Regions from separate parts of the Mus musculus genome. Here all the other regions are linked to region 1. The links are chromatin contacts, found by Hi-C or POLR2A ChIA-PET in ENCODE. All regions are on one chromosome and are shown on one strand. Each heading gives the region's core, a stretch centred on a gene start or an enhancer-like site at or near the end of the contact. The rest is flanking DNA. Distances are from core to core; before and after follow the strand shown.

Region 1 (2,570 bases), core at 34-2,533:
GGTGGCCTCCCTTGAACTGCCCAGCGCAATGAGAAAACTACTGGAATTGGAGGAAAAGAGACAAACTGAGCCTAGAAACTGAACCCCCGGAGCGAAGAGGACACCCTAGGCCCGCGCTTGCTCCTGCTCTCCTCAGTTCTGTCCACAGCGTCAACTCTCACTCTCCAGGCCTATGAAAGAGGCCAATATGGCAGGTGGCCCAAGGCCTAGCTTCCTATGCTAGGACCACAGGAGCTGACCAGAGGGTGACACCTTTAGAGCCATACAGTGGGAGACACCGGCAGGCACTAACACCCCGCAGGCTGCAAGCAGCTTCAGAGACCTTACCCGGCAGAGTTTGGGGTTGCCATTCTGCCAAAACGTAAGCTGGACTTCTTACTCCAGAGATCATTCAGGCACCTTCACAAAGGTGCCTGTGATCTTGCCATAGTCTCACAAATTTACCTTTCTCAATTGTCGCAGGAGGATCACAAACAGCCAATGTTCTTAACACACACACACACACACACACACACACACACACACACACCAGCCCCAGCCGCTCTTCTTTCCAAATTACCATTAATCGAGTTACCATCCCATTAACTTTGCCAACCTAAGGAATCAAGGAATAAAATCAAAACTCTGTGAAAGAATACTTACGAGAAAATTATATAACTCACCCCCACCCCAGAAAGTTCTCGTTATCCGCGTGGACAGAAACAGAAGGGAAGGGGGACTGGGATGGTAGGAAAGAAATAGGCTGGCAAACAGAAGGAAAAGTCCCCTGAGCGTGCCCGGTTCAGCTCAGGGTGCGCGGTGGTCCGAACCCGGTCTCCAGGCTGGGCCCCCGCCCCTGCGCAGGGCGCAGATCGGCTCCTGGCTCCCAGCTCTCCCAGCCCCACCATTTATCAAAAGGACTTGACAACAAAAGAAGAGCTCTGCGGAAAAGTGGGGGGAGGGGAAATTCAAAGTCTCCCAAGTCCCTCCGAGCAAGGGGGTGTGTCCTCTTCTCACCCCCTTCTACTTTCTACGAGTTTCTGGGAGTAACCCCGGAGCGGACGTTATGGAAGTCGCCCAGCGGCACAGGAGTGCATACGCACTGTGCACCCAGATCCAGGTACAAGTCAGCATGCACAGCGCCTCCCCTCTTCTTTCCAAACAGCCCGAGCGACGGCGCAAATCGAGGGGAACGCCGAAGTCCCGCTCCGCTTCCCTGGAAGAACCGGTTTCCACAGGCAGCCGCCCCTCCCTCTCGCGTTCCTTCCCTCTCCTCTCCCCGCATAGGTCAGTCCTGTCTGGATGGTCTACATCATGCCGTCCAGCAGCCCGATTAAGTCCCGGCTCCCAGGACTGTCGGGATGGCCAGCGGAGGGTAGTGGCGAAGGACCCGGGAGAGGAGGAGAGCGAGCCTGAGACCTGTTTGCCTATGCACATGGTCAGGCCTCTTCTCTTGAGCTATTCAACTCTCGCTACGAACACGGGTCACAGAATTAAGGAGGTTTATTCTACAAGTAACCTCCAGAACTCGGGCTATATTTGATGGCATGGCTCTTTGGAAAGAAATTCCCGAGTCTGGGGTGGGAACACTACCGAGGTCGACAACTGGACATCCTCAAGTTACATTCCCGGGAGGGATTATGCCAGAGAGGCGGGAAACCTCCGCGTTAGACGTCGCCTCCAGCGTCGTTCTTAGGTACTCAGCAGACCCGAACTGGGCGACCCGGATTGACCGAAGCACCCAAAGGTAGAAGGTGTGTCTGTCTCCACAACCCCAAGAGGGAGTGAGCACATCCCAGGCCGGTGCTCCAGACTAGGAGTCCTGGGTGCACCTGCGCACTTTACTCTCACTATTTCATTTTCCTGACTGTGGACGCCCCTTTCCCCTCTTTCTTTTTCTTACACACCCTCCACACACACAAACACACACACAGGTGCCAGGAGGCTGCTGCTCTTTCCCCCTCCTTCAGTTTCTTCTCGGTCTCTTCCTTCCTCTGTCTCACTCTAGGTCTCTCTTTTTCCCTTCAAGTCTCACCCGCCTTGTAATCAGCAACAAAAGCTGACATAAATCACGGGCAGATTGACAAGAGCTGACAAATAACTGATTGATTGCGGTCGAGGCACATTGACAATTGATGGAGGGGTGGAGATGCCCAGAGAAACAGGGGGTGCGGGGGGGGGGGAGAGTAGCAAGACGAAAGCAAGAATGGGGGGGGGGCTGAAGTGTGAAACAGGGGAAACATGTGACCCCCCGCTCAAGCCCCAATCTGAGCGTCCTTCGGTGTCACGTGACCGGGAAGGGCGGAGAGCCCGGCGCACGTCGCGAGGACGAGCAGCCACCGCCTCCGTTGCCCTTCTAGCTTCTGGTTTCTCTGCTGCTGAACCTCTGGAAATCCAAGCGGGCGGGCAGACTTTCTGCAGCATCGACTTTCCTTACCCGGGTGGCCGCGCCACGCAAAATCTTAATTTCTGAAAAGATTTTTTTTGTATACAGGCTCCCACTCATCCCTGGAGTTGACTGTTCAGCAGGTATCCACATTACCGCCTGCGTTTCTTCTCCCGAAGTCTGTTAACACTCCCTCCCTCCAAAG
Region 2 (2,570 bases), core at 28-2,527, 980 kb before region 1:
CTTATGGTTCCAGAAAGAGACAGTCCATCATAGTGGGGAAGACATAGCAGCAAACAAGTTAGAAATGATGGTAGCAGCAAACAAGATAGAAATGATGGCAGAAGAAGGAGGCTGGGTGGCCACGTTGTATCCACATTTGGGAAACAGAGGACAATTAATCAGGAAATGAAACCAGACTATAAAGCCTGGAGGCCCACTCACCATGACTCACTTATGCCATGGAGACTCAACCCTGCCCCTAAGGAGTCCACATCCTTCCCAAACAGTGCCACTGTCAGGAAATTAAATGTGCAAATTCTTGAGCCTACAGGGACAATTCACAATCGAGTTACAATACAAAGAGAGTGTCCAGTGAACATCCATTGCCTATGATTTCTGACTGCTTAGAGGGTAGACAACTGTGAGTTACATCTTTCAAGAACAGGCCTGTGGGAACAAAGCCCAGCAGAACAATAGGGGAGGGAAGGAGGGAAAGTCGGGTGAAGCAAGACGCACCTGAGCTACAGGCAAGCATCTCAAATGCTTGCCTAACAGCGGCCCTCTTCTCTCACATCCCCACTCTCACTCCACCACACACACTGCAGTGGCACCAAAGCACGCAAAGCATTTATTAACCAGCATGAAATCCATTTAACGCTTCTCTGGATGCACTAATTAGCTTTTGTATTTGGGGGCACAGCAAAATGCAGAACAGAAAGGCAAAATCCAGGGTTCATTAACATTCTGTGTAACGATTCAGATGTCTCCATGAGGTCCTGAACTATACCTCCATAGACAGTCCTGAGTGGTGGAGAAAGTTCCTTTTAGAGGGGATGAAGGGGGGAGAGGAGCTTTCAAACACTGGAGTCAAAAATAATAAACACTGGTTAATGTGCTATCTATCTGTGGGACTTTACCCTCATCTACAAAGTTCCCATTTCCATTAATAAACATCTCCAGGAACATTATAATTCCTTTGGAAAATGAAAAGTGCTTGGCAAGGAGATTTTGATTTCCAGCCAGCCCTTATTTGGTCCTGTGTGCAGAGGATCTGTTAAGCTTCATGCAATTAGCGGGCCAAGACGAGCACTGAGCAGGGGATATTTTTTAGTTCATTGAATCATACCAAATCTGAGTCTATTTACCAAAAGGAATAAGAAATATGTGTCTGGCTAGGCTCTTAGTAGGGGCCAGAGGAAGCCTTGACATCTCACTGACTCATTGCTATTTTGTCTTGACACTTGGAATTCACCACCAGAAGAGTGGCAGACTGCAAAGTCTCGGGCTAGGTTTATAGAAAGGCTGGAGAAAATGGCTTCATAGGTGAGTCAAGCCAAAGAAGTCACAGAATGAGGCCAGGAGCAGCTGTGTGCCTGACTAGACAGCCATTCTCCAGTGTGATGATCACAGGCCATGTGCACCTGGTGTAGAGTTGAGGCTGTTTCTTAAAGGTGTGCACACAGATGATTACGTCCTGATACATCAGTCATTTAAGAGAGACAAATCAAGCTTCCCCCAAACCTATCCATTCCTGGGTCTGAATATCAATAAACGCAAGTATTATGTTGGTTCTGATAGATGTCCATTATAGTAAGATGGCCAAATCAATTGACTAACAGAATTTGACTAAAGTATCCATACACTTGTCTCCAAATAAGCTATCAATAAGCCATTTTTATTCATCTAAATGTTTACACATAGCTAAAAGAATTAACAGCATGATCTTCAAAGATTAATTATTATTAGAAATGAAACAGTATTACATATCCAATGCAGGCTGCCAATGCAGCTCCATAGATTTATTGTAATGTCAAGGTGGAATATAAAATCCAACAACCCACCCTTGTATAGAGAAGAGGGGTGACTCTCCTTCATAGAAGTTCAGACAGCCAAATGTATACACAGCAGTGAGGCCAACTTTTTTTTTTTTTTAATTAAACAGCCAGCAGTTTTTGGAAGCCGTAGGGTTGTGAAAAACAAGCTTTGGTCCAAGTTTAATGGCCTAGGAAATTATGCATTTCTATCAGGCTTGTTAGGGAAGATCCAAGCTGAGAGAGAACCCACTCATTTTCCTCAGATAATATGCCATGTACTCTGTATATAATGCTTCCCAAAGATAGGAGGTCTCTAATATTTATCATCATCATAGCTAATATGAACGTTTACTATTAAGTCTTCCCATGTCTGGTAGTTAATTCTATAGCAAATGCTGAGTCATTACTGCTAGGGGAATACATGCTCAGGTTCCTGGAGTCCTCTGATCACAGGATTTTTTATTGCCTGATCAAGCTATCATCTAGGAAAGATAGCCTCAGTTTGGAAAGTGCTCACTCCTTGGGCATAAAGACCTGAATTTTGATTCCTAATATTAAAGTCTAATATAGCATCATGCATCTGAAAACCCAACTTGGGGGAGGAGGGATCAAGAAGAGACAGGCATATCCTTGAGTTTATTGAATAGCCAGTCTGGCCAAATATTTGAATTCCAGGTTCAATGAGAGATCCAGTGTCAAAAAATGGAATGGAGAGTATTGAGGCATAAACCCATTGTCAACCTCTGGCCCCTACATGTATAACCACAGACAGGCATG
Region 3 (2,570 bases), core at 32-2,531, 660 kb before region 1:
CCTGTTTTATTTCTCCTAGTGATTTATTCCTGTATTTTTGTGGCTCTAAGGATTCAACTCATGCAGGCTCGGCAAATATTTTACCACTGAGAGGCTTCTCCAGCTCCATATCAACTTTCTCAAGGAGTGCATTCAAGACCCTGTAGCTATGTTGGCCTCAAAAAGCGGCGGTGGATTGAAATATCAACTCTGCCCAGTTAATCCCCTGAGCGAGCCACTTGCTCCAGCACTCACAGGCACAGGTGTGGGTGCCCCACATTAATCCTGCAGGGCCCAGAGTGGTTCCAGCCCAGTCCAGCTCCAAACACAAACCATGTGCAAAGACTAGCGTGTCAGGAGGCGCTCTCCTCAAGTCCAAACTGGCAGGCCTTGATGCACCAAGGACCTGGAAACATCTGCAGTTTTGTGACTCTTCCCTGTTTCCATTCCCACAAAGCTTCCTGTGCCTGCTCGGATCACAGAAAGGTCGCAGGCTCCATCTGGCTACCCTGCCCCCTCCACTCTCTCCCTCATCGCTCTCATCCCCCCTAAGGACTTTCTGCCCATTTTGTCACTTCCACCTGTTCTGACAGGTTCCCCTGCCTGACCTCAAGATAGCCCTTGGGGACATTAATCATATAACAGCCGGAGCCGTGAAAGAAACAAGGGTTTGGCTGGATACTGTTACCGTCCCTGTCACCTACTAATCATGTCTCATGACTCGGAAGGGCTTAATCAGACGGCCTGCCCTCTCATTAATCATCTAGGCTCACTCAAACTTCACAGAGAGATTAAAGTTTAGTCTCACTGGCTCCCCATGCCTCCTCCCACTGCAAGCTCCTCTAAAAGTTTCACCAGGGGGAGGTCTCAGGTTCCTCCTGCTTTGCCAACTGTCAGGGTGACTGCAAGGGTCTGATGCCTACCAACTGCACGCAGCTACACACACACACACACACACACACACACACACACACAACCCCCCACCCCCCATCTCTTTCTACTTCTCACCTTTCTAACCATCTCACAATTCAGGGACACAAAGCTCAACCTCCCATGAAATGGGAAGTTTGGGGACCATCAGATCTGGGAAGTCAAACAAAAAACCCGGAAGGACGGAGGAGCTCTTGAACCACCTCAAAGAACTAAGGAAAAGGACGTCCCTGTTTTGTCAACAGCAAAGGAAAGTTAAGCAAAATATTTGTCAACGGTTTCTTCAAAGGGGCGGAGGCGCAGGCAGCTGAGTAATGGTTCCCTGGCAGCAAAAGCCCTCCCCACTCAGAAGGCGCCAGCAGCCCCACGTCACCCGCACTTGCCACTATGCTGAAAGGAGAGCTTCCAGTGGGTCAAAAATAGCCTGCATCCTTTACAAATTTGTTTTAGACCAAAATAAAAATGATGGGAAGAACACCCCAGAAATACCTGGTACAAGAGAGCAGAATGCATTGCTGGTTTGTCCCAGTCCCTAGTACCCTCTGGATTGTAACTCTCTGGGCTTCAAAGGGCTGGAGAAACAGGTCCCAGCCAGAGCCTGCAGCAGCAGCTGCCCGCCCCCTCCCACTGTTGGCTTTTTGCTCACTCCGGGTGCTGTTGACTTATGAAGTGCTGTACAATTATGGGCAACAAGGATAATATTTGCCCTCAGAGTCATGAGAGAACAAATATTTTATCAACATCTAAATCATCTCTCATCTGGCAGGAGAGGAGGAGCGCCCGGGCTCAGTGGTACATGCTTAAGCCGACAGAGAGCCGCCTAGGGAATCTACCTGTATCAACTTGACCTAACAGAATCTGGGACTATGCCCATTGCAACCAGCCCTCCCTGAAGATCCACAGTGCCTGTATCCTTCCAGGCACTGCCCACCATCACGTCTTATCCCACAATCACCACCAAGGAAGGTCCTGTCCTGAGGCTGTGTTCATTTCCAGAAATAGGAACTAGACTCCAGGCTTGGGAAGGTGGGAGACTTCTGTAGATATTTTGGGGGGCAATGAGGGCTTGCCCTGTTGTTGTGTTTGTTTCCATTCACCGATCCTCTGTCACTAGTCCAGAAATGACAGTAGGTGGAAACACTATCTTTCATTACACAAAGTATAAATAGTGTAATCTATCAGCGCCGTCAATCACAATGATTGATTACACGCTGTCATAGAGAAGAGTGACATATTAGAAAAGTTTTGTTAACAATGCCTATTGCTAGTCAGCCTGCCACCGAGGCTGGTGATTAATGTGTTGTCAGCCTGTAATCCCACACCCTTGGCTAATGAGGCAGGAATTTATCATCTTTACAGAGTGGCAGATGTCAGGGAGAAAGGAATCCAAGTGCTGGAAACAATATACTTTTTCTTACTAGGCCTGACAAGTCTGACAGGCCGAGAAAAACCACAAAGCAGCTTTGTATAAGCACCAACCTAAAAGAGGAACTTTTCATTTGGCATCTTAGCTTTAAATACTGCTGTAAACCAGCCTCCGTGGCTTTGGGATGGGGTAGGGTGGGGGGGCACGATTAAAAGAGCTCACAATGAGAAGCTCTGTGAACTTTGTACCTCATCCTCACAGCCCCAGACCTGGGAAAAGGTTACCATGGCAAGCA

What was found. Hi-C counts contacts between places; a loop is a spot of excess contacts on that map. ChIA-PET counts read pairs that join two places held with the same protein, here RNA polymerase II (POLR2A).
Region 2: a loop to region 1 is called in a map of heart, with 2.3 times the contacts of the local background. The contact joins the enhancer-like site here to the promoter of A330001L22Rik in region 1. A Hi-C loop is called at or near these places in 1 of 37 maps with a recorded cell type or tissue (heart). POLR2A ChIA-PET finds 5 or more read pairs at or near these places in 1 of 5 experiments (Patski).
Region 3: a loop to region 1 is called in a map of gastrocnemius, with 5 times the contacts of the local background. The contact joins the enhancer-like site here to the promoter of A330001L22Rik in region 1. A Hi-C loop is called at or near these places in 1 of 37 maps with a recorded cell type or tissue (gastrocnemius). POLR2A ChIA-PET finds 5 or more read pairs at or near these places in 1 of 5 experiments (Patski).

The regions. Positions count from the first base shown.
Region 1 is chr14:21,988,188-21,990,757 of GRCm38, reverse strand. A330001L22Rik (a long non-coding RNA gene) reads right to left here and starts at 1,283. Exons shown (of 2, transcript XR_001781181.2): 1 at 1-1,283. Zfp503 (zinc finger protein 503) reads left to right here and starts at 1,157. Exons shown (of 3, transcript NM_145459.3): 1 at 1,157-1,733; 2 at 2,474-2,570.
Region 2 is chr14:22,963,509-22,966,078 of GRCm38, reverse strand. The region is part of intron 6 of Lrmda (leucine rich melanocyte differentiation associated); the gene reads right to left. Among named protein-coding and RNA genes, the nearest start is that of Gm30783, 32 kb to the right of the region's middle. Within about 2 kb of position 1,277, at least 1 of the 3 ENCODE cell types and tissues checked has a DNase peak (open chromatin) inside an H3K27ac peak, as active enhancers do.
Region 3 is chr14:22,649,447-22,652,016 of GRCm38, reverse strand. All of the region lies in intron 5 of Lrmda (leucine rich melanocyte differentiation associated), which reads right to left. Among named protein-coding and RNA genes, the nearest start is that of 4930405A10Rik, 110 kb to the right of the region's middle. Within about 2 kb of position 1,281, at least 1 of the 3 ENCODE cell types and tissues checked has a DNase peak (open chromatin) inside an H3K27ac peak, as active enhancers do.